7 separate regions of the Mus musculus genome follow, and all the other regions are linked to region 2. Evidence: chromatin loops called from intact Hi-C (ENCODE). Cell type or tissue: left cerebral cortex. All regions are shown on one strand.

The links. Peaks named below come from ENCODE experiments on the same cell type or tissue, not always from the same donor. Only the 100,000 strongest peaks of a DNase experiment are listed, where the experiment ranks them.
Region 1: it touches region 2 in a loop (2.4-fold over the local background); 16 of 42 quality-filtered maps call a loop at or near these places.
Region 3: it touches region 2 in a loop (1.9-fold over the local background); 11 of 42 quality-filtered maps call a loop at or near these places.
Region 4: a loop joins it to region 2, with 6 times the contacts of the local background. A loop is called at or near these places in 15 of 42 quality-filtered maps.
Region 5: a loop joins it to region 2, with 3 times the contacts of the local background. A loop is called at or near these places in 14 of 42 quality-filtered maps.
Region 6: a loop joins it to region 2, with 2.2 times the contacts of the local background. A loop is called at or near these places in 8 of 42 quality-filtered maps.
Region 7: a loop joins it to region 2, with 5 times the contacts of the local background. A loop is called at or near these places in 9 of 42 quality-filtered maps.

Annotation. Positions count from the first base shown.
Region 1 is chr8:95,598,157-95,602,156 of GRCm38, reverse strand. It overlaps the pseudogene Gm31518. Among named protein-coding and RNA genes, the nearest start is that of Prss54, 25 kb to the right of the region's middle. In left cerebral cortex, a CTCF peak has its summit at 2,086; DNase peaks (open chromatin) are centred at 675 and 2,087.
Region 2 is chr8:95,830,903-95,834,902 of GRCm38, reverse strand. Gm31805 (a long non-coding RNA gene) reads left to right here and starts at 438. Exons shown (of 3, transcript XR_387949.4): 1 at 438-1,264; 2 at 2,312-2,896; 3 at 3,259-3,600. In left cerebral cortex, a CTCF peak has its summit at 2,058; a DNase peak (open chromatin) is centred at 2,064.
Region 3 is chr8:95,775,855-95,779,854 of GRCm38, reverse strand. The region is part of intron 2 of Cnot1 (CCR4-NOT transcription complex, subunit 1); the gene reads left to right. Among named protein-coding and RNA genes, the nearest start is that of Gm26265, 21 kb to the right of the region's middle. In left cerebral cortex, no CTCF peak of the experiment used is centred here; no DNase peak of the experiment used is centred here.
Region 4 is chr8:95,711,719-95,715,718 of GRCm38, reverse strand. Ndrg4 (N-myc downstream regulated gene 4) reads right to left here. Exons shown (of 17, transcript NM_001372423.1): 16 at 3,356-3,394; 17 at 763-2,541. The coding sequence ends at 2,387. It also overlaps a transcript of Setd6 not described here. Among named protein-coding and RNA genes, the nearest start is that of Setd6, 2.2 kb to the left of the region's middle. In left cerebral cortex, a CTCF peak has its summit at 1,899 (motif pointing left); DNase peaks (open chromatin) are centred at 642, 1,246, 1,982, 2,614 and 1 more place; H3K4me3 peaks cover 390 bases; H3K27ac peaks cover 398 bases.
Region 5 is chr8:95,716,979-95,720,978 of GRCm38, reverse strand. It overlaps Setd6 (SET domain containing 6), which reads right to left. Exons shown (of 7, transcript NM_001035123.4): 4 at 3,938-4,000; 5 at 2,878-3,058; 6 at 2,644-2,786; 7 at 1,972-2,503. The coding sequence ends at 2,198. Cnot1 (CCR4-NOT transcription complex, subunit 1) reads left to right here. Exons shown (of 49, transcript NM_001372353.1): 48 at 202-336; 49 at 494-2,048. The coding sequence ends at 572. Among named protein-coding and RNA genes, the nearest start is that of Setd6, 3.1 kb to the right of the region's middle. In left cerebral cortex, a CTCF peak has its summit at 1,504 (motif pointing right); DNase peaks (open chromatin) are centred at 1,483, 2,303, 2,945 and 3,982; H3K4me3 peaks cover 385 bases; H3K27ac peaks cover 1 bases.
Region 6 is chr8:95,913,271-95,917,270 of GRCm38, reverse strand. No RefSeq gene overlaps it. Among named protein-coding and RNA genes, the nearest start is that of Gm51586, 13 kb to the right of the region's middle. In left cerebral cortex, CTCF peaks have their summits at 174 and 2,164 (motif pointing right); DNase peaks (open chromatin) are centred at 884 and 2,173.
Region 7 is chr8:95,757,508-95,761,507 of GRCm38, reverse strand. Cnot1 (CCR4-NOT transcription complex, subunit 1) reads left to right here. Exons shown (of 49, transcript NM_001372353.1): 14 at 66-185; 15 at 883-1,005; 16 at 1,258-1,409. Among named protein-coding and RNA genes, the nearest start is that of Gm26265, 2.4 kb to the right of the region's middle. In left cerebral cortex, CTCF peaks have their summits at 2,348 (motif pointing right) and 3,061 (motif pointing right); DNase peaks (open chromatin) are centred at 2,993 and 3,970.

The DNA.
Region 1 (4,000 bases), 230 kb after region 2:
CTCTTTTCCCCCAAAGTATATGAATACAGTAAAGAAAAATAAGAACTCCAAGAGTTTGGGAGGTTCCCTAAAGGAGGAATACCTTAATTTACTTTAGACTCAATTATATTCCAAATGCATCAAATATTTAAATATAATGAAACCATTAAAATGTTTGAGATATGCAGTAAAACGATGCTCCTTACTGATTTTGTCTTGGTGGGGACCTCCGCCAGGGCCTCATGCTTACAGCTCATCCTCGCCATCGCCATCAGCCACACCCGCAGCCACTTAAAGGAGGCTTTTCAAATATTGAAGTGCAGAAGAATTTTTTTTCTGAGCTACACAAGGAACTTTAAAGATAAAAGTTGGATAAATGTTACCAGATAATGATTAAAATATATTGCCCAAGCAAACCAAAATCAGTACCTTATGATATAAATCACAAATTAGGACAAATAACACGCCATCTTTTCTTCTTGAAAAATTGAGGTGAAAAACTGTGTTGTCACTGAACTGAGAATCCTCCCATCTTAGCTCTCGAAGTATCTGGGATTACAGATGTGTATGTACCACCAACATCAGCTTGCAGTTCAACTTCTTGTCACCGACGGTGGGCGGCGTTGCTGCCATGCCGCGGTCGCCGGTTGCCATGTGTGCGCATGCGTATGAGTGCAGGCTCAGCCATGCTACAGCATGTCTGAAGACGTCAAAGGACAACTAAGCTGGCTTTTGCGGTGTGGGATGCAGTGGCCAAAACTCCACATTAAAACCCATACCAGCTGCTCTTGGCCCCAGCCGTGCCGCCACAGGTGAGGCAGGAGTCAGTCCCTCTGCTTCTGGAAAAGGAGAGTTAACCCATCTCAGCTCTATCTATATTTCAGGCTCCCAAATGCTCCCTGGTATTTGCTTTACTAGGTAGCACAGGGCTAGAATGGAGTCACTTTGAGAAAGGTAAGAAAACAAGAGAAAGCACCCCCAAGAAGCCACGGGGTTGTCCACATGCCAGTCAGGTGGAGATTAAAGTCTTCGTGTGTGTGTGTGTGTGTGTGTGTGTGTGTGTGTGTAATCTAAGTAGTCAAATGTGTATTGTTCTCAGGAGACAGACTCATCCTCTCCAGATGTTTTCTCTTGTCTCCTCCTGCCCCACGAGTCATGGCTTTCCAATATACGCAATGACAACTGTTTTTCACCGTGCGGAAGGAAAAAATATAAATAAACTGTCACCTGTGGAAAGGGCTGTGTGCTGGCTAGTCTTCTGTCTGAAAGCTTGCCATTACAGTTGTCTGCTATGAAACTTGAACGTCTTTGAACTTCATTGAGAATACTAGCTTACAAATGTTAACTTAGGAGTACACACTTCAGTGAAGCAAAGCTTAATTAAATGCCACGTCTGCCAAGGGCTTTCTCTTCACCGACTTAATTTGTTTCTCTAGATATTTGGCATCTAATGTCTTGCTGCCTTTCTGGGACACCAGGGTGTCTAATTTTTAGAGGGTTGGTGCGTGTAGCAACAGAGAATTCTACAAAATGAAATCTTACCTTTGAGCCCAATACAAAAGCAGACGCTGGGCCTGGAAAAGGGTCCCACACAGGCTTGCTCAGTCTGCAAGAGGTTGTGAGGGAAGCCACATGCAGCAGGAAGGCCCCAGCTAGGAGAAATCATGTTCTAGGCTCTGCCGTCCAGGGATGGTCACGGCCGCACAGATGTTTTCTCCCTAGGTCAGTCTGATCTGATAATTATTTTCACAGGGGAGGCTGCCACAGCCTTACTAGAAAGGAGGCAAATGGAAACCATCTGACACCAGGGAAGAGAAGAAAAAACATTGAGAAATCAGCCAGTGAACAAAAGCTCTCCTTCTGTTTCTTTTTCACTGTTAAAAACGGGGACCAGATGCTTTGAGCATCTCTCTCTAATCTAATCTATATAATCTATCTATCTATCTATCTATCTATCTATCTATCTATCTATCTATCTATCTATCTATCTATCTATCTATCTATCTAAATAGCGGCTTCTTTGCTATGGATGAAGGTAGAAGCTAGGCTGCCCCTTGGAGAAGACTTGGAATGTTGTGGGCAACATCGCCTCCTACCGTCCAAAATGATCATTGCAGCAAACTCCAGCGCAGTCTCTAAAGCAGAGACCCCCAGTGAACTGAAGGAATGGCTAAGCTGCAGAACCGAGGACTCCGTGAAAGAGCAGGTGACAACGTGCTTCTCCCATCTTCGTTGTTTGTCCAGAGTTTTTGTAACAACTTGAGTAGGATTTGCAGCGTGAACAGGACTCTTCGCTTACAACGTTATTTACTCTTTACCGCTGACAGATGGACAGCTTCTTAATCACCGAGCTTCGCACTGGAACACCGGAGACGTGGACTGAACAGAAGCCAGATGCCCAGACTCGCACCCAACATCTGACTCCCCTGAGTCACAAATCACAGCCAAAATCTTGGGGTTCTATAATGGGTTTATTGTTTGTTTGTTTTGAGACATAGTCTCACTACATTCTCTGGCTGTCCTGGAACTCTCTATGTAGATGAGGCTGGCTCCGAACTCACTAAAATAATCTCCTCAGTGTTGGGATTAAAGGCCTGTGCCACCACACTCAGGTGAGTGCAATTTTCTTGAATCTTTGTTTTTGTTTTTTTGTTTTTTTGTTTTTTAGTTTTTTGGTTTTTTTGGTTTTTTGGTTTTGTTTTTGTGTGACCAAGTACTCCAAAGCAGACCACATCCCTCACTTGGGAGTACCATGATGTTTAGAACAACCAGGACAAACAGCCAACCAGTCAACTCTAGAATCAGCTGAATTTCTTGGGTGCTACTGTCTTTAGCTCCTGTCAGGCCCAGGAGAAGCTATGCTCTAACCCGCCCAAGGGAGTAAGACTGCAGGAGAGATTCAGCTGCCTCCAGAGCAGTTCCTTCTGAGACAGGCTATGTAGCCTAGTGCTTCAAAATGAGCTATTTTAGGGGGTTGGAAAAGCTGGAGTTTCCTCTTCTTTCCTAGTCTGTAAATCAGGAAAAATGAGGAGATGGGCTAGTCTCATGACAATATTTTATACCTCACAGAGATACCCAGATATGTCTGTTAAAATTCAACCACACGGGCTGGTGAGATGGCTCAGTGGGTAAGAGCACCCGACTGCTCTTCCGAAGGTCCGAAGTTCAAATCCCAGCAACCACATGGTGGCTCACAACCATCCGTAACGAGATCTGACGCCCTCTTCTGGAGTGTCTGAGGACAGCTACAGTGTACTTACATATAATAAATAAATAAATAAATCTTTAAAAAAAAAAAAAAAAAATTCAACCACACATTCATAGTTATAGCCAAATTGTTTCTTTTACTTTTTTTTTTTTTTTTGCTTTTAAAGATGTGTTTGGTTTTTTTCTTTTTTTCTTTTTTGTTTTTTTAGATTTTATTTATTTATTTTATATATGTGGTGAGTACATTGTAACTGTCTTCAGACACACCAGAAGAGGGCATCGGATCTCATTACAGATGGTTGTGAGCCACCATATGGTTGCTGGGAATTGAACTCAGGACCTCTGGAAGAGCAGTCAGTGCTCTTAACCTCTGAGCCATCTCTCCAGCCCCCGTGTTTGTTTGTTTATGTGAGTACACTGTCACTCTCTTCAGACACACAAGAAGAGGACATGGGATCCTATTACTGACGGTTGTGAGCCACCATGTGGTTGCTGGGAATTGAACTCAGGACCTCTGGAAGAGCGAGTCAGTGCTCTTAAGTGGCGAGCCATCTCTCCAGCCCCCAAATCATTTCTTACTCCACAGGTTTTGTTGAATTATACCTTGATTTTTGAAAATAAAATGGCCAATCTTGTTTTAGTTAAATTAGCTTATCTTGGATTGGAATTACAGTTTGTTGTGAGCCGCCATGTGGGTGCTGAGAATCGAACCTGGGTCCTCTGGAAGAGCAACCATTACTTTTAATCACCGAATCATCTCTCCGGCCCCCAAGCTTGGGGGTTAAATTTTATGATGGTAAAATGTTCACAACAT
Region 2 (4,000 bases):
CTTTAGCACCACAGGATGGAGCAGAAATTTTTAACCAAAGGGTCTTTGAGGGTAGGGGTACATTCTGGCTTCAAATTAGAGCAGAAGCCGTAGGATCTGCCTAAGGAGTCCAGGAGGGCTTCCTTGAGAAGGTGGTCTAGCCCCCAACCCTTGAATAGAAATTCGCTAAATAGAGAGAGGTGGGGAGAACTTTCTAAGCAGTGAGCACTGTATACATGGAGGTCCTAAAGTAAGAGAACTACAGCTTAAAGAACTAACAAATGGGCTGGGAGATATGGCTCAGAGATTAAGAGCACTATCCATTCTTCCAGAGGTCCTGAGTTTGATCCCCAACAACCACACGATAGCTCATAACCTGATACCCTCTTCTGGCCTATAGGCACACATGCAGACAGAACACTGTATATATAGTAAGTAAATGAATAAAAACTAACACGTGTGTAGGTAAGCCATGCCTGGGTGTGGGGGAACAGCCGCAGTGAAGCTGGGACACTGTAGAGCCATCCGTTGCTCTCCTTAAGGATTAGTCTAGATGCCCTGTTTCTCCCTTTGCTGCTCCTCAGTCTCCAGAGAGGAAGCTAGTGAGGCAGAAGAGCTTGGGGTCTCCACTCCCTCTTGCCCTCAGGGCATGTTCTAAAGAATGAGTTTTCTCCCCCTTGAACAGAGAAGGTAGAATGCTAACACTCAGGCCTGCTAATCCTACTCACCCACCCAATGCCTCACACTAGAATTGGCTTCCATCTTCATCAGGGTCTTCCCATGAGACCATAAACTATCTCAGTGGGGCAGTGTCTTCCCATGGATCAGACATCAGCCTGGTGCCTGACCCAGAGCAGCCAGCTGCTCAGCATCCGTTGGATTCTCACATTTTGCTAAAACTTTAGTGTGCATCAACTACATTTGTGTACACAGCTCTGAAGGAGCCAGGGCTCAGCAAGAGAAGTTAAATAGTTAGCCAGGGTTACACAGGGCAGGTCAGTGGAGCCAGACAGCATCCTTATCTTGTATAAGTCAACAAGGAACCCGAGTGCACTCTCGGCCAGCTCGATGACCTCTGACCCTCCAGAGCAAGCCCGCAGCTCTCAGCCCCCATTCAGGCGTGCACGTAGGACCTCAGAACCCTCCCATCTTCTCCCAGCCAATCCACATCAAGGGGTCGGCTCCTGCTGGCTGGGGGCCGGGTCAAGGTCTTCACTTCCCAGGGCTTTTTTATCTAAAAGGAACGAAGTCAACTGACCTCATTTGCATAACTGGCTGGACAAAGGTGAGTCGTTGGGACAATGCCTGAGGGCTGGAGATATCCTGCATCCATAGAGGCACTGACCCGGAGTGGGAGGGACAGGGGAGGGAGACACGTCGCAGGCTGGGACTGACGCGAAACAGGACCGGAGTGGGGGTGGGGGATGGGATGAGGGACAACCATGGGATGGGACAGACAAAAGAAAAAAGGAAGAAATGGAAAAAGTAGGCCACGTTTCTTTCTGTTTTGTCTCAGGAAGATGCACGCCTGAGTATCCATTCCCAAGGCCTGTTGGATTTGGGACTCTTTCTTGCACTGAAATATGCAAATAAGTCATAAGTAAAAAGCCACCTGGGCTCTCTAGGCTATTTCTGACTCAGCAAGTCTGAAGTGTGTGTGTGTGTGGGGGGGGGGGGGACACACGCCTAACACTCCCATGAGGCAATGCTTCTTCTGCTCTTGAGAACACTGAACAACAGAGGGCTTGAATCTTGGGCCTCAGACGTGAAGTGATTCCCAAAGATAGCTCTTTCCCTGCGAGAATTTAGGGAATTAATTCATTTCTCTGAGCCTCCTGTTGCTGAGCTATGGCGGGGTTGGGGAGGGTGTGCCACCTTATAGGTAAAGACATTTGAAATATGAGAGAGTAGCCTAGGGTGAGTTCCAGGGTAGCCAGGGCTACACAGAGAAACCCTGTCTCGAAAAAACCAAAAAGAAAGAAAGAAATAGGAAAGACTAATTCATGTAGAATGCCTGGCAGATAGATAATGTGTTTTCCTGTTCCTCTGCATGGAAGCGGGCAACTGCAGTTTCTCTTTAGGACGGTAGAGGTCGCCCTTGCATAAATTCTGCTTACGGAGTTGGTGAGTTGTTCTCAGGGAGACTCCAGGTCTGTGAGTCAGTCGAGTCCGTGGTGATTTCTATGTTGTGTGGTACACCTGAGTGACACCCTTATATTAGGGCAGGGCCACCTCGAAGCCACAGATCCAGTCTGATGTGGAAATCAGACTCATCATGCAATTCCAGAGACTAATTGTGGAGGTGTAACGCGGATTCTCAATTTCTTCTCAGGAGGACACAGGCTCTCACCTTCGGGCTGAGACAAGTCCACCGGCCACTACCCCAGCCCCGGCCGCGAAGCAAGACTAACTTTGTAGTCTCAAGCGCCTCTGTGATCTACAGCTGAGAACGAGATGTTGTGGGTCGGTTTTGAAGTTCTGAGACAGTGTTATGCTGCAGCCCAGGCTGACCCTGATATGGAGGTCCTACTGCGCCAGTCTCAGTCAGTCCCAGAGTGTTGGGATTGCAGTTGGACCTCACCACGCCTGGCTGAGATTACAGTTTGTGTCACTTTCCTCACTGTCTTGTCTGTCCCCCACCCCCACCCCAATAATTCAGGTTCACAAGAATCCCCATCTAAGGCTCTGCCTCTAGCGAGGCCACCCAGGCCCTAAATCCCTTCATTCTTTTGTTTTTCCTTTTTAAAAATGTATTCTTCTTTCATGTAGTACATCCCAACACAATTCCCTTCTCCCCCCTCCTGCCAGTCTCCCCCTTTCCCATTCCTCCAAATTTACCCCCACCTTCGGAATTCTTTATTTCACACACAGTCCAGGAAATCCTGTGGCTCCTGAGGTTGACAGAAGGTGGGAAGAGGTAAGTCAGCATGGGTATGAGGGATGCCAACCCTGGACCATCAGGACCTCTCTCTCCCTCCTCTGTTGCTCTGAAAGGCGGGACAGCCAAGTTATAAACCCATACAAGAGATGGGGGATTGGGAAAACAAATGACTCTAACCTTCTGAAAGCATAAGCTGTCAAACTAAATACTTCCGTTTATAAGTTGTCTTGGCCATGATCTTTTTTTTTTTTTTTTTTGGTTTTTCGAGACAGGGTTTCTCTGTGTAGCCCTGGCTGTCCTGGAACTCACTCTGTAGACCAGGCTGGCCTCGAACTCAGAGATCCGCCTGCCTCCCGAGTGCTGGGATTAAAGGCGTGCCCCATGATGTGTTTTTACAGAAGTAGAAAAGTAAGACACAGACACGCGCAGAAAGAAGTGTTCGTGCTGGCATCGGTGACCCATTGTGACACTGGTGGATAGAATGACACCGTTGACAAAGACAAACACGACATCTACAGCTCGGAGATGAATTTATTTCTGGGTCAAAGGTAGAAGTTGGATTTGATCAGATGGCTCAGAAGCAGCGGCTCTCAACCTGTGGGGCTAGACCACCAGAAAATGTAGTTCTGGTAGTCTTGGGAACCGAGCCACCACTCAGTAGCAAAAGACAGCTATGAAGTAGCAATGAAAATGAATTTATAAACCGGGCGTGGTGGCGCACGCCTTTAATCCCAGCACTTGGGAGGCAGAGGCAGGCAGATTTCTCAGTTTGAAGCCAGCCTGGTCTACAGAGTGAGTTCCAAGACAGCCAGGGCTACACAGAGAAAGCCTGTCTCGAAAAACCAAAAAGAAAAAAAAAGAATAAGAAAATGAATTTATGGTTGGGAGATTCCTAAGACAATGGGAAATATGTGTTTTCTGATGGTCGTGACCTGCAGGTTGAGCAACGGCTGGTTCAGTGGGTAAATTTACCATACAAACCTGGTAATCTGAGTTCAAGCCCTGGAACCCATGCAAAGGAAGAAGAAAATTGACTCCACCACAAAGCTGGGCTGGAGAGATGGCTCAGCGGTTAAGAGCACCGACTGCTCTTCCAGAGGTCCTGAGTTCAAATCCCAGCAACCACATAGTGGCTGACAA
Region 3 (4,000 bases), 55 kb after region 2:
CAGTTACACAGTGTAAGGCGAACCAATACATGTGTGTTATTAAGAATCCATCACGTGTCCTTTCGCCACCTTGCTTTAACAGAACATCCTTTGACCTTTGTCTGCTTTAGTGAAACGTTCCTTCACCAGTCTGTCTTAGCCTTTTACCTGTGTCCATTTCAAGAAACACTCCCAAGTGTTTGCCCTAGCAAAACACCATCTAACATAATTGACTTTCCAAAAAATCCTTATGTTTCCACTTAAGTATCTAACATTCCAGATAAGATTACTCAAGCTGACCCCCCATTGCTCATAGCCATTTGAAATCATTACTAGCCAATGGAATTGTGCCAAGCTTATAACCTTTAGATGGTAGCTAATCATGTAGCTGCCAAATTGGAAAGCCCTTCACCCTGCTTGTAACCATGATAAAAAAGCATGGCCTTACCAGCTCCAGGCCTTCTATACCCATCCACTGTGTTGGAGAGGTTTGCAAACATCTGAGCTTAAAGACTTTACATTTTGCATCTGATTTTGAGGTCTTTGGGGAGTTCGTGATCTGGGAGGGAGTACCTCAGTGGGCCCTGCTAAGGACTTCTCCCGAAAATCAGTCATGTGACACACCTAATATAAAGAAGGTTTATTGGTGTGATGGGAAGGGGACGTGGAAAAGAGGGGTAGAGGTAGAGAAAGGCTGGTGATAGAGAAGAGCAGAAAGAGAGAGGAAAAGAGAAAGGGGGGGAGAGGCTCTTTGGGAACACATGGGGGAGAGGGCATAATGAGTGGTCTTCTCATATGCCTGAGTCCTGGCTTGTACCTGGCAGGGAGAGACACAAGCTGTTGCTACCTGTTGAGCGGAGCCTCAAGGGATTGCTAACACTTAGCAGTTTAAAAAAGTAATAGGAGCACATAGGCCTACACACACAATCACATATGTGAGGCCACAGGACAACTTACAAGAGTCAGTTCTTTTTTGGCCTTGTAGGTGTTGGGGATTGAACTCATGGCCTCAGGCTTCATAGCAGCCATCCTTACCCTCTGAGCTATTGTTTTTTTTGGGGGGGTATGGCAGTTCAAGACAGAGTTTCTCTGTATAGCCCCGGTTGTCTTGGAACTCAATCTGTAGACCAGATTGGCATCAAACTCAGAAATCTGCCTGCCTCTGCCTCCATTGGGCACCACTGCTTGGCAACAAAGCCACCTTGCCACTTTTAACTTAAAAATTTTATATGAATATTTTTTCTTGTGTTTTGGTACTTTGAGCATGCCTGGGGACTTTGGAAGCTAGAAAAGATCATAGGAACCCTTGGAACTTGATGGCTGTTGGGGCTGGGAATTGAGCTTGGATCATCTGTTAAGACCATCCAGGGCTGCCTCTCCAGCCCCACTTGTTTTTTGTTTTTTGTTTTTTTTTTTGTTTTTGTTTTTTTTTTTTTAAAGATAAATCTGACTGTATTTTCCAACTGGTTATGCATGTGCACCTACTAAGCCTGCCCTACAAACTTGCATGGTTCTTTTTACTGCTCAGCTTGTTGAACTGGGCCTATGATACGGGTGAGGTTGTATTCCCTGGAATCTGGAAAGCAGGATATAACCTGTGTCAGTTCTGCAGGCTAGGGTGTAATGAAAACAGGGTGGGATGAGACTAAGACACCAGGTTTGCTGGGGAGCTGGAGTTCACTCCCAGTTAAACCCAGGTTAAGATTATATGGCCATTTCTAAGTCATATACCAAGGTACCACAGTGGGCTCAAAGGGCCCTGCTGGGGAAGGCTGCCACAGGAGGGTATATATTTAGACACTGAAATTCTGCAACTGAGGCAAATCCCGGAGAAGCTGGTTGTTGACTACCAGAAATTATTTGAAAGTGAGAATCTAGTGACACCAGCAGTGCCCTACATGTTTTGGTTGTATTATAGTTGGTTTATTCAGTTTTCCTTATAAGTTCTTGAGATCTAAGGATATCTATGTCTTATGTCTGACATTTAGTTAATGGTTAAATAAATCTGGTCAAATAAACATGTATGTTTGTGTGCATGAGTATGTGCACCTGTTGAGACCTGAGGGTCTCTATCAGATCTTGTAGAACTGAAGTTACAGGACTTGTGAGCTGTCATCTGTGTGCTGGAAACTGAACCCATGGTTCTCTACAAAATCAATAACTTGCTGATCCATTTCCTTAGTCATTTATTTTATGTGGTTTTGTTTCATGTCTTTTGAGATCAAGTTTTTCTGTATATTCTAAGATGGCCTTGAACTGGGATTGCTCCCATGTGTTACCATGTCTGGGTTTATTTGATTGCTGAGGCTTCACAATGTACACGGTTATTAAAACACATAAATGTTGTGTTTCCATTAGTGTTCTTGTACATAACCTCTTTTAACACCAGAGATTAGGTATTTAGACCTGGGATGATAGCAAGGATCTCTTTGTTGCCCCCTTGCTGATTTCCTTGGTGAAGGACGTAAGCAAGCTTCTTGCAAACCTGGAGACACACTCAGCACCATTTTATGAAATGAATGCTCTCCCTATTGTACAAGGAGACCAGGTATATTTTACTGTGGTTAGGTCTGACCAGGCCCCAGACTTTAATACGATGTTTTTCCTCTATAGTTTTACCTACTGACAGATGGAAAGATGGGATTTTACTGAAATTATTATATGCATTTACTAATCATGTCAACTAGTTGGTATCTCAATATCTTACAAATGAGAAAATAAATTTGCTTCCTAGGTGAGATTTTTTTGTGACATTATTCAAAGGTTAACATTGTAATCATTCTTTTAAAATTGTTTGGGGACCTGGCATGATGCTTTTATTGGAAAGGCTCTGGGGTTGGGTTCCTAATATCACACGGTGCTTCACAGCCATCTATAGTTCCCGTTTCCAGGAGATCTCGCACCCTCTTTGATCTCTCAGCATGAATGTGGTACATATACATTCATCCAGGGAAAGCACTCATAAAATAATTAACTCTGAAAAAAAAATTTGGGGGACCTTGTGATGGCTCCGTGATTAAAGGTGCTTGCAAAAAAGGTGGCGATCCCTTATGTAAGTGTAGAGGAAAGAACCAAAAAAATTAAAAAACAGTTATTTATGCCATTTTTACATGAATTCTCTATAGGGTCAGGTTGTATGTGTCACCCAGTGACTATGGTAGTTAGAGGACAGCTTGTAGGAGTTAGTTTTCTCTTTGTACCCGTTGGGCCCAGACATTGAACTTGCATTGCCAGGCTTGGTAGCAAGCATCTTACCTGCTGAGCTATCTTGCCAATTCAAAATAGCAGTGCTATTAAATCATGTAACATTCACATTTCTCCTGTTTGCTTTATGCAAAAGTTGGTGATGAGGGGTTTGGATTAGTGCCTTCAGGTAGACTCTAGGAGTTTGTGACTGCTAGACAAGTGCGCTGCCTTGACACTGCTTGAGCATGTATGCTCTGAGACAGGCGTGAAACTCTAGAGACATTTGCCCATCTTTGCTTCCCAAGTATTTTTTGTTTGCCATCTAGTTTTTACCAGATATTTTCTTATAATTTTGTAATTATTGTTACTAGTTATTTTTTAGCCATATGAATGTCCATATCAGGTCCCGGAGGATTAAGTAAGTACTTTTTGCACAATCTGAGAAGAATCAGTCTTGGTGGTATGGGTTGTAGTTTGTGTTTTTATAGCCCTGGCCCTGATGGGTGCTGCAGAGCTCATTGTCCAGTTGGTGTCAGTAGAAGATACCTGACATTGATGCCTGTCTTCTACACAATCAATAGACACTGTGTGTGTGTGTGTGTGTGCGCGCGTGCGCGCGCATAGTCACCCACACAGAGACAAGAGGGCCAACAAAATGGCTCAGCAGTAAACTGCTGCCAAATCTGATAACCTGAATTGGGTCCCCAGAGTCCTACATGGTAGGAGAAAACCAACCCTCACAAGCACTCTGGTTCACCCACACTCACTCAGTTCCCCCAAAGAAAAAAAGCACAAAAGAAGTCTGTGCTGTTAAAAGATCCTAAAGCCTGCCTGT
Region 4 (4,000 bases), 120 kb after region 2:
TCATTTCACTGACTGATTGATTAGTCCGTTTACACCTGGGTTTGAAGTGGCCTTAAGGGTTTCCACATTACACACACACATACGCACGAGACAGACAGACAGACGAGAGACAGAGACAGAGAGGAGAGAGAAGAGAAAAGAGAGAGAAGAGAGAGACAGAGAGAGAAGACAGAGAGAGACAGAGAGAGACGCTGGAAGTAATATAAGGTGAATGAATGATAGCACAAACGGTAACATGGAGAATTCAGTAGTTTAGTTTCAGTACCTGGAAGGTTGAGGGGGGTTTGTGGTTTACTGGGAGTTTCTGGCAAGCCAGACAACAGAGTGACACCATGTCCCAAAACAACTAAAACCAAGCAAATAGTGTTGTGCCCTTGCTTTGAAGCGGTCTTTCTTGCTGGCTAAACTTTCTGCTCAGCTGTGAAATAGAGTTAGTATCAGGACTGGTAAAATTATATCTCAGTCAGAGTATATAGCCGCTTGGTAGAACCTTGACCATCATGTATAAACACCCTGGTTCAATCTCTTATCACCCTAAGAGGAAAAAAAAAATTAAGCAGGGTGGCCTACATAATTCTAACACCCATGACGCTGAAGTAGGATTGCTGAGTATTCAAGACCAGCCTGGGCTACAGAAAGATTGCTCAACCCTCCCCCAACCAAATGTGTCTAACAGGCACTATCCTCCAACTATCAGCGCCCTGGGGCAGCCAGGCAGCCTAAACAGTTGAGCCTTCCCTGTGATAGGAAACACGACACACGTAGACTTAATTTCTTTATTAGTTTTTCTGCACAGTTAACTTTCTATATCAAGGATTTTTGTTTTGCATTTTGTAATCTCAAAGTCTCTTTATCAGCCACCAAACAGAATACACAAAATTAGGCTCTTAACTTTGTACAGAGAGGAAAATAATGAACTCCATTAAAAGTTCATCTTGACCAAAGAGAAGACAACTACCAATGGGAAACCACATACAGGAAGGAGGACCTGATATACATACATATATATATATATATAATGTATAGGTATTTATAGATATCTTAAGAACACAGCAAAAAGATGTCCAATACTTGGAGTGCTATCTACAGTAAGGGATTAGTTCTACCACCTCTAAACAGTCACATTCAGTATTCACGGAAGCACGTGAGTGAACTGAACCGGGGATAGGAAACACTCCACTGGACTCCAGAGCAGTCTAGAAATGGCTTACAGTTACAGAAAGGGGCGGCATGTGCCACAGATAAATGGATGTGGGTGTCCTCTTGCCTCAGAACACCCATACAATACCACATACATCATCCCCACTCCCCATATACACACTTAGTGCTTTCTCTCCTCTCTGGGGATGAGAGCAGATGAAACCAATGGCCAGGCTGTGAGCGCCTACTTGGTGAGATGGCGGGCATAGTTGTGGGCTGTAGGAGGCATGGAACCTTTGTTTGAGGATGGCCCATTTCCCACCCAAGGGCCAGGCAATCTCCAGCCCCTCCAGCAAGCAGAGGTCATTGTATCTTCCCATCTGTGTCTTTCTAACAAGCTCACTTCTCAAGTATTGTCTGTGACACACTGGCCCAAGTTGACCAGGGCACTGTGACAAATACTTGGTGAAATCTGGGACAAGAGGGACCTACAGTACCTGCCAGCTTCCAAAGGGATGGGTAATCATGAAGTTCTCAGGGGCTACACACAGCATACACAGCAATCAACATTTTAACCTCTGCCAACAGGGACAAGAGACCAGGTGACCTTTGCCTCAGGGTGGGACAAGGCCCTGTGGTGGCAGGGTATGGGGGTTCCTGCCCCCATGTCAGGGTTCTCCATATTCTTCAGCCTGGCTGGCCTTACACCACCTGTCCTGCCCAGAGAGCACCAGGAAAATGGCTGTCTGTCTAGAGCGCCCTCTTGTGGCTACCATCCTCATGACTGTCACTTCTACTATTAGAATAGGTGTGCTTGATGCAAGGGTTACAGGAAAGGGACACTCTTAAGGTCCAAGGCTGCCCACTGGTCTGACTCCCACTCACATCAGAGCTTTAGCTCACTACCCACCATCTTCAAACCTCACATCTGCCAGATCCAGGGGCTGGGCTGGGCTTTCTTCAGTACTGTATCTAACTATCCTGGCCACGCCCCAGCTGGGCAGAGGGGAGGGGCCACACTGAGTGAGACAGGAGTGTGTAAGGCGAGCCCCTCACACCATCTAAGACTGTTGTGCTGTGCTGTCCCAAGGTGGATCCCCTCATTTCTTTTTAAATAAAAGAGAAGTAACCCCATTTCCTCCCCTTCACTCTCACAAAAATAAAACTAAAGGGAAGATGAGCCGGTGCAGAGATGGCAGTGGGACCTGGGGGCAGGTAAGCGGGCATCATGGGCAGGACGAGGGCTTCAGCAGGACACCTCCATGGTGTGGTTGACCTGGCCCATCCCCTCACTGCTGTCTGAGTGGGCGCAGGGCTGAGGGCGGCTGCCGTCCACGGAACTGGCGCTGGTGAGGGACGCGGTACGTGAGCGTGCGAGGCGGGTCATGCTGGCTGAGGGCACTATGGACAAGAACAGAGGGTCCTGAGGACAGGCAAGGTGGGTACCGGCCGGTGGGAAAAAAAAAACAACACAAGCAAAGCGGCCAGTGACACCCAGTCTTGCCACACGCAGAGGATTCTGGCACTGGCTATACCAGGCCAAGGCATGCAGGACCAGTCAGCAACGGTGAGCAGGCCAGGCTAATGGGCTACAGCCAGCAGGTGCCTAGGTCCCAGCAGCTACCCAGAGCTATGTATGGTCAGAGCAGGGCAGGTGCTTATAGGCACCCTGACCTGGGATAGAGAGACGCTCTGTGGCCAACTAGACCTGCATCCAAAAAGTGACAGGGGTGGGGTAGCGTGGGTGGAGGGGGGGCAGGATTGCTTCTGTGAAGGCAATCAGCCACAGACTGCCTGAATCTTGCTTCTACTACTGTAGGTAAGGCCAGTCCACCTAGAGGCTGGGCAGGGGGCAGACAATGTCTGCAAGGCAAACCTAGCACTGTTGTGTTTGCAGGCTCTGCTTCTAACTCCCAAAGCTCTGGAAGCCCCACAGCCCACGGCAACCTAGAAACAAGACGGCTGCTCTGAGACCAGCCAGTGTGTCAGGTCCCACACGGGACGGAGCCCTCAGCAGACCAGGGTCTGTGGAAGAGCAGGGATCCTCCGGGGCTTTGAGCTGAGCATAACACAAGAAGGTTCCACACCACAGCAAGACATAGTGCAGCTGCAGCACTGCAGAGGAGCGGGGCGGGTTAGGGCGGGGCAGGGAGGGGCGGGGTGTCCATGCATCAGCAGACAGGCCATGGGCTATAGGCCATAGGCCATGGACTACCTGCTCCTCCACTCAGCCTTCGGTCCTTCAAGTGTGCAACTGAGAGAGAAGACAGCCAGAGAGGGCAAGGGTGGGGGAGACACAGAACACGGTGAAGAGTGGACCAGGCCCAGGGCACCGAGATGGGCCGAGATGGGACAGACAGACCAGAGAGGGCTAGCCTGGGGAAGCCCGCTGCTGCAACCCATCCAAACAGCAGCAAGGAAGCTGTCTGGGAATTCTCACTCTCCCTCTTCTGCAGCCCAGGCTGTGTGGCTCAGGCCCACGGAGGCCACGTCCTAGGCTAGTGCCCTTACCCCTCACTCTTCCAGACTGAGGAGGCCTGCACAACCTCCCAAAGCCCCTCTGACTCCTGGGATGCCTGGCGTAGTTCCCTTGAAGCCCAAGGACAAGGACACAACCGTTTCCTGGCTTCACAGATGTCTACCAAGCTCCAAGAGCTCATGGGGCCTAGCATGGCGTTCTGGTTGGTCCTCCCTGCCTACGTGTACCTCTCTTTGCTCTACCTCTCCCTGAAAGGCTGGCAGGGTGGAAGGATATCCTAGTTGCTGTCCTGAGGAGGTGCAAGCCCCAGAGGCTAAAGTATTTAGTAGGGGGTGGGAGGGCACCAAAGTGAGGGAGAGCAGTTTGCATCCTGGGAGTTGT
Region 5 (4,000 bases), 110 kb after region 2:
GCAAAGGCCTTAATCTTTGCCACCAGGAAACAAAAAAGTTTAAGAACAAAGATTTGGTACTAGCCAGCACTTGTCATGTAGGAAAAATTTCACCTATTTTCATATGCTAAATTCTGAGTGCATTCAGGGAAAGGGGCAATGAAGGCATAGTTGTGAATTTGTTTTTAATGTATTAACTAACTCTTCTATACCCCTTTTTAGGGTTCTCTTGGAACGGTTGATTGTAAATAGGCCACATCCTTGGGGTCTTCTTATCACCTTCATTGAGCTGATTAAAAACCCAGCATTTAAGTTCTGGAACCATGAATTTGTACACTGTGCCCCAGAGATTGAAAAGTGAGTTAAAATGTTAATTACCAAGCAGGGAGACAGAAAAGAATGTGTCTAATTTGGGTCTGTGAGTTAAAAGGGCAGTTATAGCTAATTCAGATTAAGAGATCTTTAGGCTTAAAGTTTGTTGTGAAGTTAATTGGTGCTTGTCTCCACTTCTTAGGTTATTTCAGTCTGTTGCACAGTGCTGCATGGGACAGAAGCAGGCTCAGCAAGTGATGGAGGGGACCGGTGCCAGTTAGATGAACTGTGTATATCCCTTGCAGATGCATCAGCCTTGGTCCGCTGAACCAAGTTCATAAACTGAAGATTCCTCCTGACTTTCCTAGCCCTTTGGTTCTCAGGGGTCTGCCCCACCAACTGCTGGGGTTGATCTCCTGTCTATGTGGGCAAGTTCCAAAGTTTAAATGCATTTTTTTTTTGACTCTTGGCCAAAATTTAGAAGATGCTGTGAATATCATTTTGAACTTGTGTAAATATATGAAAGAGAAAACTTTTGTCTGAAACTTCTTGGGTTTGTGTAAAGTGTGTACGTATGTAAACTACCTTGTAACAGGCAGTTGATGGCATGCTCTTGTCTCAAGCATAGCAGCATGTCTTCCGACATCCATGACATTCCAAAGATTAGCAAATACTGAATTCATGCAATTTTTTTTTAAAACGTAGCTAAGGAAGCTTACAAAGCCACATAAGTTATAAGTGTAGACTAGATAGACCAGGGGGTTCTGCTTGCCTCTGGAAAGGTAGTTGACCTGCTTTGGTGGTCCTAAGGGAGAACATACCCAAAGAGGAACATCTCTGGCCTGCGATTCTGCTTCACCTTGTTTAGGCTGTACAGCCTAGTTAAACAACAAAAGTCAAAAAGACTACTACAGCTGCTGCTTTTTATAAGGATCAGGATCGTAAATGTTCCGTGAACAGCTAGGCCCGTGTTATATTTTGTAGCCTTTGTAGTTTCTGGGCCTTAATCAGCTTTCATGTATGTGTGAAGACGGTAAACATTAAAGTCATGACATGCATATGAGTCCACTGTGCCTTTCTCAGTAGCAGCAGCAGCCAGTGCTGGTTGTAAACGTGGACAACCCAGCCAACTGGGAAATGTCACTTTAAAAAAAAAGATGTATTGATTTTATATATGTGAGTACACTGATGCTGTCTTCAGACGCACCAGAAGAGGGCATCAGCTCCCACTACAGATGGTTGTGAGCCACCATGTGGTTTCTGGGAATTGAACTCAGGACCTCTGGAAGAGCAGTCAGTGCTCTTTACCACTGAGCCATCTCTCCAGCCCAATAGTCACTTCTTAATGACCAGATTTTCCTGTTACTACTTGATTCTTTGGGAGTCCTGCTATTGCATAGTCCAGGCTAGCATCCCTTGCCTCACTGGGACATTACAACCATCCCCAGTAAGGACATTTTGTGTACCATTTCTGTGTCGACTGGAGGAAGCTGTTAGAGCAAGAAAATCTGTGTGGTTAAACTATATTTAAAAACTTGTGTGGGGGTTTTGTCTTGGTATGAGTATTTGGAAGAATTCCACTTCTAATTAATTTGTCCTTGAGAGGTGAGTTGTGATAAGACTGATGGTCCAGTAAGATGTCATACTTCACGGGAATGTGCTAAAGAAAGTTTGAACTTCTCAAAGTTGAACTCAGCCCATGTTTATTAAGTTCTAAAAAAATCTGATGGCATTAGTAAAAATAGCATGCTCCTAAATCTGCTGACATCAATCCAAACGTGCCGACATGTAAGTTTACTTTTTAGCTATTTTTCCTTTGATTCTAACTGCCAAATAGCAAAAGTCCCAAATTTCCCTCCTCTCCAAGCAACAGAACATGACCTTAAAAGGTTCTCAGGAAGCCTGCTTAATTTGTGAGTTCCAACACCCGATGTAAGATCATCTTCTGACCATAGCGGACCTGTAAGGCTTGTTGTTCGCGCCAGCTCAGCGTGGCATAGGCCTCCTTATTACTGAGTAAGTCCTGGTCTGTTTTTAAGTCTGTGGTGTAGGTCTGTAGGGTCAACAGAACACTGTTTCGAAGAAGCCGTTTCCATGATTCTTGGAGCTTGGGGATATCTGTGATTGCCAAACTGTCGTCTTCTGTCTCCTCCTCTCCCCATCCAGCCCGCTCTTTATAGTCTCTGAACTCCTCAGCAGGCATGCACAGTACCTACAAGAAATATGGGCCCTTTAGTTGCAATGTGCTACTGTGAGTTTCAAGACAACCATACCACTGTAGAAAGTTAGGTCCCTCCCCTTTCTTTGGTTTTATTCTAAATACCAGCAACCCATACCCTGTCAGTCCTGTACCTTCAGTGTGGTGGCTAGCTCCTCTTCAGTCAGCACCTCCTCACAACCTATCACAAAGGCTCCCTCTTCCCCTACCATCTCCTGTTTGCACAGGAAATCCCAGCGTTCACACACGAGCAGCTTTTCAGTTTCATCCTTTGTTCCTATAAAGTAATGGACGGAGAGAGCCGACATCAACCCCAGCAAGACAAGTGCAGTCAAGAGGTATACAGAACCTGGGATGGGCAGACGCACCCTGCAGTGCAGCATCTCGGACTGTCACCATCTGAATGTCAGCCGTGTCGTCTGTGTTGTTAGGATAGGGCTCAGCAAAACCATACATATGAATCAGTTGCCAGTTAGCCATTTGCCCATATGTGTTGAAGATTTCATGACCTTCAAGAATGGGCTGAGTAGCCACCATCCGGAGATAATCCTGGGTTAAAAGGATAAAGCTGGGACCACACCATAGCCCCCACCAGACCACTTCTCTCTTGGAAGAGCCTACTGAATGTGCGCTGAGGACACAGACCATTTGTCTACTGTTCAGTCCTGTATACTGAGGGGGTGAAACCAACTTTAGAGGTCAATTTAGTATATTAGGTGTATCTGCCTAGTTACCTACACAAGCTTTAAGAAAACCAAGCCTAGGCCTGGTGATAAACACTCAGTGCTCAGGAGACAAAACTCTTGAGTCTTGGGCTAGCTATATATATATATATATATATATATATACACATACACATACATACATACATACATACATACATACATACACACACATACATACACACCTGTCTCAAAAACAGAACAAGTTAATCCTCATGTCAAAATAGCAACGGAGGTAAAGAATAAGTGAAAGTCACATCTGCTTACACTGGAGAGCAAAGTTTGACATGTATAGACGAAAACTGGAAGCTATGGGCCTGGAACCTTGGATCCTGCCTCAGCCTCCTAAGATTACAGGTGTTAAGACGCTGCCAATATTTACATTACATAGACGTCTGTCTGCTCAAGTTTTCCTACAGAATCAACACTAAAGTGGGGCCTTTCTTACTATGCCTCTGGCCCATAAACATCCCACCTCCTAATAGCACTGAACTGCTGTTAATGCTCTCCACAGGGCCTGAGGTGACTTGGCAGAGCAGGCAGCTATTCTGGTGGACTTAGGGTGTGTCCACACCATCTCAGTTGATATCAAAAGTACACCGGAGAGTAGCTAGTCTCACCGCATTTTCACGATTAGTAGGAAACTGGAGCCCAGTGATTTGATTTGTAATGCACACCACCTGACCAGGGATAGGGGTCCACTCACTGCCGAGTACTCTAGATTGGCATTATGATTGGCTATGTGGTTTAGTATGTCTGCAGCAGGCAC
Region 6 (4,000 bases), 82 kb before region 2:
AATGGTGGAATGGTGGTGCACACCTTCAGCACTTAAAAGGCAAAGGCAGAGATCTCTGTGAGTTCAAGGCCAGTATAGCCTACTTAGTGAGTTCCCAGACAGCCATGGTTATGTAGAGAGACAAACAATAAAATAAATAGGGGCTGGTGAGATGGCTCAACAGATAAGAGCACCCGACTGTTCTTCTGAAGGTCCTGAGTTCAATTCCCAGCAACCACATGGTGGCTCACAACCATCCCTAACAAGATCTGGCGCCCTCTTCTGGAGTGTCTGAAGACAGCTACAGTGTACTTACATATAATAAATAAATAAATCTTTAAAAAAAAAAATAAAATAAAATAAAATAAATAAACAAATAAATTAATAATAACCCATAAATAAAGGTTTATACAGAATGTATGCGATATAAACTTAAGAAATTACTAAAATTAAATACACAAAAAGGTTTGGAAGTCAATCTTATCTATTTTAATACGAGTCTTACTGAGCTGTGATTCAAATACACAGTTTTCTCACATAAAGTTCACAGTTCAACTGATTCAAGATTGCGGCGGCCGCAGGGACCCAGCGTCTGTGGGACCAATCTGAGGCGCCTGGGACACACACAGAGACTTTGCGAGCTGCAGTGCTGGGGGATGAGTGTGCAGAGCTGGAAGAATCTCTGGCACAACTTAAAACTTAGGTCTTCTATTAGGTCTTCTAAAACTTTTAGGGAAGATGCTTATTAAAAATGGTTTCACGGAATTGGGGGCGTTGGGATAGATGGAGGAGAGAAGCTGAACTAGCGGTGACAGGTTTGGAAGCATGGCCTCGGCAGGCAAAGGAGCATGTCTTGTGAGTAGGACTGTTCCTCGGGCTGCCAGAAGGCTCAGGCTACCAATGGGCCCGCCTTGCTCAGTTGCCACCTGGCAGACTCCGCCTACCACACTGAGCCATCTCTGCTGCAGCCGCTTGCGCTGTTTGCCATGCTAGGGGTGGGAGGTGCTGTCCTGTGAACTGTGATACGGCTGTGCCCGGAGCACTGGCAGGGCAGCAGTTGCTGAAAGGAGGGTGGCAGACAGCAGCCTGGAGCTACAGCAGGAACTACCTCTAAACCATGCTGTCAATCTGACTCTGAGCAACAAGCTATCCAAGATGAAGAGCTGTCTATTTGCTGGATTAAGCCTCCTCCGAAGACTTCCGTGGCCCGCGCTGCCATTGGAGGCCGTTTTGCTGTTCATGATCCGAGCAGCCACCAGCTATTTTAGACAAGGAAACGTATTCCCTGCAGGAGTATCAGTGACTGCAGACTTATAATTGGGAATGAGAGACATCGAAGGCTTCTGTGACAATCTCTCACACCCCACCCCACCCCCAAAAAGAAACAGTCCAGACAGGAAGCTAGAAAAAGAAGTCCTTAAAAATTGTGATAAAGGGGTCTGGGGAGATGGCTCAGTGGTTAAGAACACTGACTGTTCTTCCAAAGGTCCTAAGTTTAATTCCCAGCAACCACATAATGGCTCACAACCATCTGTAAAGGGATCTGATGCCCTCTTCTGGTGTGTCTGAAGACAGCTACAGTGTACTCACATACATAAAATAAATCTTTAGAAAAAAAAATTGTGATAAAGATGCTCCTCAGAGTTGATGGCTTCTGACAAGGGTGGGGGCTGGGGGGAGGATTCATTTTCTTTAAGGGCTGACCACTGGGAGTTTGGCCATACTCCAATAAGTTTATGGGCAACACAAATTGGACTTTGTGTATTTGGGCTGGGGGAGGAGGATGGGAGGGGGTGGACACAAGGTTGGGTGGACCTGGGAGGAATGGGAAGTGAGTGTGATCAGGGTGCATTGTAAGAAATTCCAAAATAATTAATAAAAACACCATGTTAGTAAAAAATAAATAAAGTTCACAGTTCAATCTGGAGATAGCTCTGTGGTAGTGCACTTTGATGGTAATGCACTTTGATGGTAATGCACTTAGGTTCACTCTCCGGTACCACAAATGATATTAGCGAGAATAATAATCATGGACAATTTAAATGTTTTAGCTTATTCACAAATTTATGCAACTATCACCACTAGCAATTTAAGACATACAGTGTTGGAAGCTAACCTGGGCTACAGGACCTCGCAGACACCACAGCCTATGGAAAACTCAGTAGTCCTATGGGGCGCGATCTGAAACATGACCACCAGATGGCAGCCTCTGCCTACAGATGCTACAAACCAAGCATGTAGCAAGTTTAAGGAAAGATAGAAGAATCCCTAAGTCCATCCCATAATCAGCCTCCAAACGGTGACACCATTGCACACGCTAGCAAGATTCTGCTGAAAGGACCCAGATATAGCTGTCTCCTGTGAGGCTATGCTGGGGCCTAGCAAACACAGAAGTGGATGCTCACAGTCAGCTATTGGATGGATCACAGGGCCCCCAATGGAGGAGCTAGAGAAAATACCCAAGGAGCTAAAGGGGTCTGCAACCCTATAGGTGGAACAACAATATGAACTAACCAGTACCCCCTGGAGCTCGTGTCTCTAGCTGCATATGTATCAGAAGATGGCCTAGTCGGTCATCACTGGAAAGAGAGGCCCATTGGACATGCAAATTTTATCTGCCTCAGTACAGGGGAACGCCAGGGCCAAGAAGTGGGAGTGGGTGGGTAGGGGAATGGGGGGGTATGGGGGACTTTTGGGATAGCATTGGAAATGTAAATGAAGAAAATACCTAATAAAAAATAAAATTTAAAAAAAAAAGAATCCCTAAGACCAACCTCCTGCGGATAGGAGTGGCATTTGGCGCTGAGAGTGGCTCCTAATGGAGCTAGCCCTCTTCACCTACTAAAACTGTACTCATTCCTATCCCCATTCACTTAGAAATCCTGTTAATCGTAATACTTCTTTAAGATTTATTTTTAATTATGTGGGTATGAGTGCAAGATGTCTATGGAGGCCAGAGAAAGGCATCAGGTTCCCTAGGGCTGGGGTTATAGAAGATTGCGACCAGACTAACGTGGATACTGAGAGCAGAATTCCTGTCCTCTTCAAGAGCAGCAAGCAGCAAGCTTCTCCAGCCCCTATAATACACAGGTATACAAGTATGGCTCTCCCTGTTTTGGTGCTGAGAATCCAACCCTGAGTTTTGTGCATTCTTAGCAGCTGCTCCAACGCTGAGCTACAACCTCAGTTCCGAGAGTCACTATCTCAAGCACATACACACACCACACCCAGGCCGCCCTCACTGAGAAAGGGCTAAGCACTGCCAAGTGCCAAGGCTCACACTGGCTCTGCCTCTGCATCCTTTCTCATAATCTAAACACAGGAGTAACCGGATGTGATGGCACACACCTGTAGTCCCACCCACACTGGGAGACTGAGGCAGGAAGTTCACAAGTTCAAAACCAGCCTGCACAGTGAGACCCTGCCTCAGAATAAAATGTGTGATTGGGCATAGAATTGTAGCAGAGCCTAGCCAACCACGTGTGAGGCCTCGGTTCAACCCCAGGCATCACAGAAAGGGAAAGCCATGGGGGAGGGGTGGGGGGTACTGTACATTAAGCAACACTTTCCTGTGTCAATCAGAGTGCCAAGGGGCAGGGTAGAACCCATGTGCCCTGTCTTAGTCAGGGTTTGTATTCCTGCACAAACATCATGACCAAGAAGCAAGTTGGGGAGGAAAGGGTTTATTCGGCTTACATTTCCATACTGCTGTTGATCACCAAAGAATGCAGGACTGGAACTCAAGCAGGTCAGAAAGCAGGAGCTGATGCAGAGGCCATGGAGGGATGTTCTTTACTGGCTTGCTCAGCCTGCTCTCTTATAGAACCCAAGACAACCAGCCCAGAGATGGTCCCACCCACAAGGGGCCTTGCCCCCTTGATCACTAATTGAGAAAATGCCTTACAGTTGGATCTCATGGAGGCATTTCCTCAACTGAAGCTCCTTTCTCTGTGATAACTCCAGCTGTGTCAAGTTGACACAAAACTAGCCAATACAACTGACCCCTTGTCAACTTGACACA
Region 7 (4,000 bases), 73 kb after region 2:
GGTAGGTGTAATAATACCAAATGGCTAACATGGTTCCTGTTTAATGTTCCCTCCTCTTTTCTTAGGGGCAGTCTCCATCAATTCGCCAACTTATAATGCATGCAATGGCAGAATGGTACATGAGAGGGGAGCAGTATGATCAGGCCAAATTGTCTCGAATACTTGACGTGGCCCAGGACTTGAAGGTGACTTCAGAGGGTCAACAGTGCTTTACTAAAATGGGTTAGGAATATTTACATGTAACTAGCTCATTTGAATTAAGATTTAGATGCTTAAACATTGAAAGGTAACAAGGAGAATAATTTTAGATAGGTAAGTCAGTCCTAAAGGCTGGTTTCGTTTGCTTGTTTGGTGGCATTCAGAATCAGGCACTTAGACATGGTAGGGAAGCACTCCAGCACCCAGCTGTATAACGAGTCTTGCAAGAGGTTTTTTTAAAGCAAGTGATGATTGGGCTTTGGTCATGAGTAATCTATAATCTATAATTTTGTCAAAAGTACGTTAATTTCAACTCCTTTGCAAACTTGTTGCAGTATTCTGCTAGTTATCCAAGGTATTATTTATCACTGTTAATATAAGTGATATAATTGTGTTTAGATATCAGAAGCTTGCATGCAGATGCTAAAATTCGGGAAGGGACAGTATTTGTACCCTTGCTTTGCTCTTGATATTACTAACTAAAAAAGAGCCAAGTAGTTCACTTATGAAGGTAGGCATGAGTTGACCTTTTTAAATAAGGCTTTAATTCTAAATAGAGTACTCCCTTAAAAAACTGACCAAGCAAAGAGTAGATTTTTTTTTTAATAGACATGTTTTTAGGACAGGAATTAGAAAGTAGTACAAAGAAATGGCTATTACTGGACTTTGCACGTTTCTCTTTAGGCCCTGTCGATGCTGCTGAACGGCACTCCATTTGCTTTTGTCATTGACCTTGCTGCACTCGCTTCACGGCGGGAATACCTCAAACTTGACAAGTGGCTAACAGATAAGATAAGAGAGCATGGGGTAAGCAGTGTGCAGGAAATGTTCATTTCTTTCCAAAACTGGTATCTAAACTGTCTTAGAAAAAAAATAATATAAAAAGGATGTTAGGGAATTAAACTCATGACCTGGTACATGCTAGGCAATATCCCCACCCTCAAAAGTACCCCTTTTAAGATGATATCTAAAATGTTGGTCTTTGTAGATGGTAGTTAATTGTGTTTAGAAAGTTTTTAAAATAGATGTAAAATACACTGAAGTCTTTTCTTTTTTTAGGAGCCTTTTATACAAGCATGTATGACTTTTTTAAAGAGAAGGTGCCCTTCTATTTTGGGTGGACTTGCCCCAGAGAAAGATCAGCCCAAAAGTGCTCAACTTCCCGCTGAAACTCTGGCAACAATGTTGGCTTGTCTGCAGGCTTGTGCAGGGTAAGAAGAATATGCTTGGGGCTACTTGGAAATTGCGTTATTACCGAGACACTCAGGAGGTAGACACTGATGGATCATTATGAATTTTGAGGCCAGTTTATTTTAGTCTTGATTGAATTCATGACCTGCCAGGTATGTGGAAAGGCACTGTCTTAATCAAGACAACCAATCAAAAATTATGTCTAATCACCATTGGTCCAAAAGTGACATTGTGAGACCAAGGGCAGGTGGCCACCCAAGGAGAGTAGTGAGACCTAGTCTTGAAAGAAAAGAAAATCTTATGGTTTTTAATCCCAGGGCATTACAGTGTTAACAGTGTGTTGTAGCACCACTCTTGAATGAGAATGTTGGCTTTCTTTGACCTATCTTCTTTAAAAAAGCCATGTTATATGGGTTTATTTATAGATTAATTCTTCTGTGAAATTACATAAATGACTTCTTATTGCTATACCATCCTGTCTTAATTAAATCACCCTTTTGATAAACACTGAAATTGCAGCTAATTAGGTGCCTTCCAACTTTTTTTTTTTAAGTTCCTTGAATTTTTATGAGACTTTCGAGGTCATTTGGTACATCCCTACAGAATAGCAGAGATGCTTTGGGAGTCACAGTTGATGTTTTTCATTGTTAGCTCATAGCAGGGCCTTGAAGAACTATTTTAAAACAAGTGATTGAGATTTTACTAGGAGTGATGTACAGATAAAAGTTTGTAGAAAACAGGTTAGGGGGTAAATTGTAGTCCTAATAAAATTAGAACCTTCAGTCCACGAATCTGGGATGTCTTTGTATTTTAGTTCTTTGATAATTTGATATTTTTGATGTACAAAACTTCTTTGCTGTTTGAAACAGTTTTTAAAGGTTTATTTATTTTTATGTATTTTTTATGAATATGAGTACACTGTAGCTATCTTTAGACACACCAACAGGGGGCATCAGATCCTATTACAGATAGTTGTGAGCCACCATGTGGTTGCTGGGAATTGAACTCGGGACCTCTGGAAGAGAAGTCAGTGCTCTTAACCACTGAGCCATCTCTCCAGCTTTGTTTGAAATAATTTTATTTAAAAAATTATATTTATTGCTGGATATTTTATACAAGATTGTGTTATCTGTAAATGTAGATAGCTTTCTGACAAATCCCCACCCCCCTTTTTTTTCCTTCCTGAGGCAGGGTTTGTCTGTATATACCTGGCTGTCCTGGAGCTAACTCTATAGAGCAGGCAGGCTTCAAACTCAGAAATCCACCTGTCTCTGCCTCCCAAATGCTGGGATTAAAGGTGCTTCCAAATCAATTTCTGATTTTATAATCTGGGTGTTTCTCATTTCTTTCTTTCTGCCTTTCCTTTTTTAGATTTTATTTATTTTTTATTTTATACACCAGTACTCTATCCGAATCTATGCCTACATGCTAGAAGATCCCATAACAGATGGCTGTGTGCCACCATGTGGTTGCTGGGACTCGAACTCAGGACCTCTGGAAGAGCAGACAGAGCTCTCAACCACTGAGCCATCTTCCCGGCCCAGTGTTTCTCCTTTCTTTTTCCTTCCTTCCTTCCTTCCTTCCTTCCTTCCTTCCTTCCTTCCTTCCTTCCTTCCTGATTTATTTTATGCATATGAGTATACTGTAGCTGTTTTCAGACACACCAGAAGAGGGCACCAGATCCCATCACAGTCATGAGCCTCCATGTGGTTGCTTAGAAGCTCTGGAAGAGCAGTCAGTGCCCTTAACTACTGAGCCACCTCCCGCCCACCCCCCACCCCCCCTTTTTTTATTATTTTTCTTAAATGGTAGGAATTCTTGTCCTGTTCCTGATTTTGGACAAAGTGTCAAGTCCTTTATGGTCTTGATACCTGTGGGGTTTCATAGGTTTCGTTGTTCAGGATAAATTCCCTCTGCCTTTTAGGCTTTTTTTGGAGGAGGAGGTCTTATTTTTCCTTTGTGGCATTTGCATAAAGTCTCAACTATTTTTCACTGACTGACTTCTAACTACTAAAGCAATTCTTTTGCCTTAACCTCCTGAGTCTGAGGATTACTGTCCTAGTTTATGTGGTTATTATGAAAGCGTTTGGTCAAAAGATCTTTGTGCTGTTTGATAACATTGTCAAATGATTTTTGTTTTTATTCTTGTAGTATGTGATCTCTTATGTTAGTAAGATTGTGGAAGTGAGCTTTTGAATCTTAATATTAAGATCATATGGTAGTTCTGTATTTTCAGTATGCTATTGATGGTTATTACTGTTATCATTTTAAAGAATCAAGGTCTTGCTATGTCAGCTTGGATTTAAGCAGTATATTGGCTTGAGACCCTTGACTGCTAGAGCTTTTATTTAGGCTTGTTTTGCTCCCATTCCCCAATGACCACTAGTTAAAAAAGAAAAAAAAATCTTTTATTCAGTAGCTGAAATGTCTTAGACAAGATACAGTTTTTGCCAGAAGTTTTGAAGATAACCTAGTGTTGAGAAAATCATGTTGGTAAGTGGCAGATGCGAGGGGGTGGTGGACAGTTGTAGGCCTGTGCTGCAGAGCATGGTTTTTGTTGATCAGAGTGGTCTCTTTAGGCATTCTGGGAAATAGCAAGTATATCTCACTT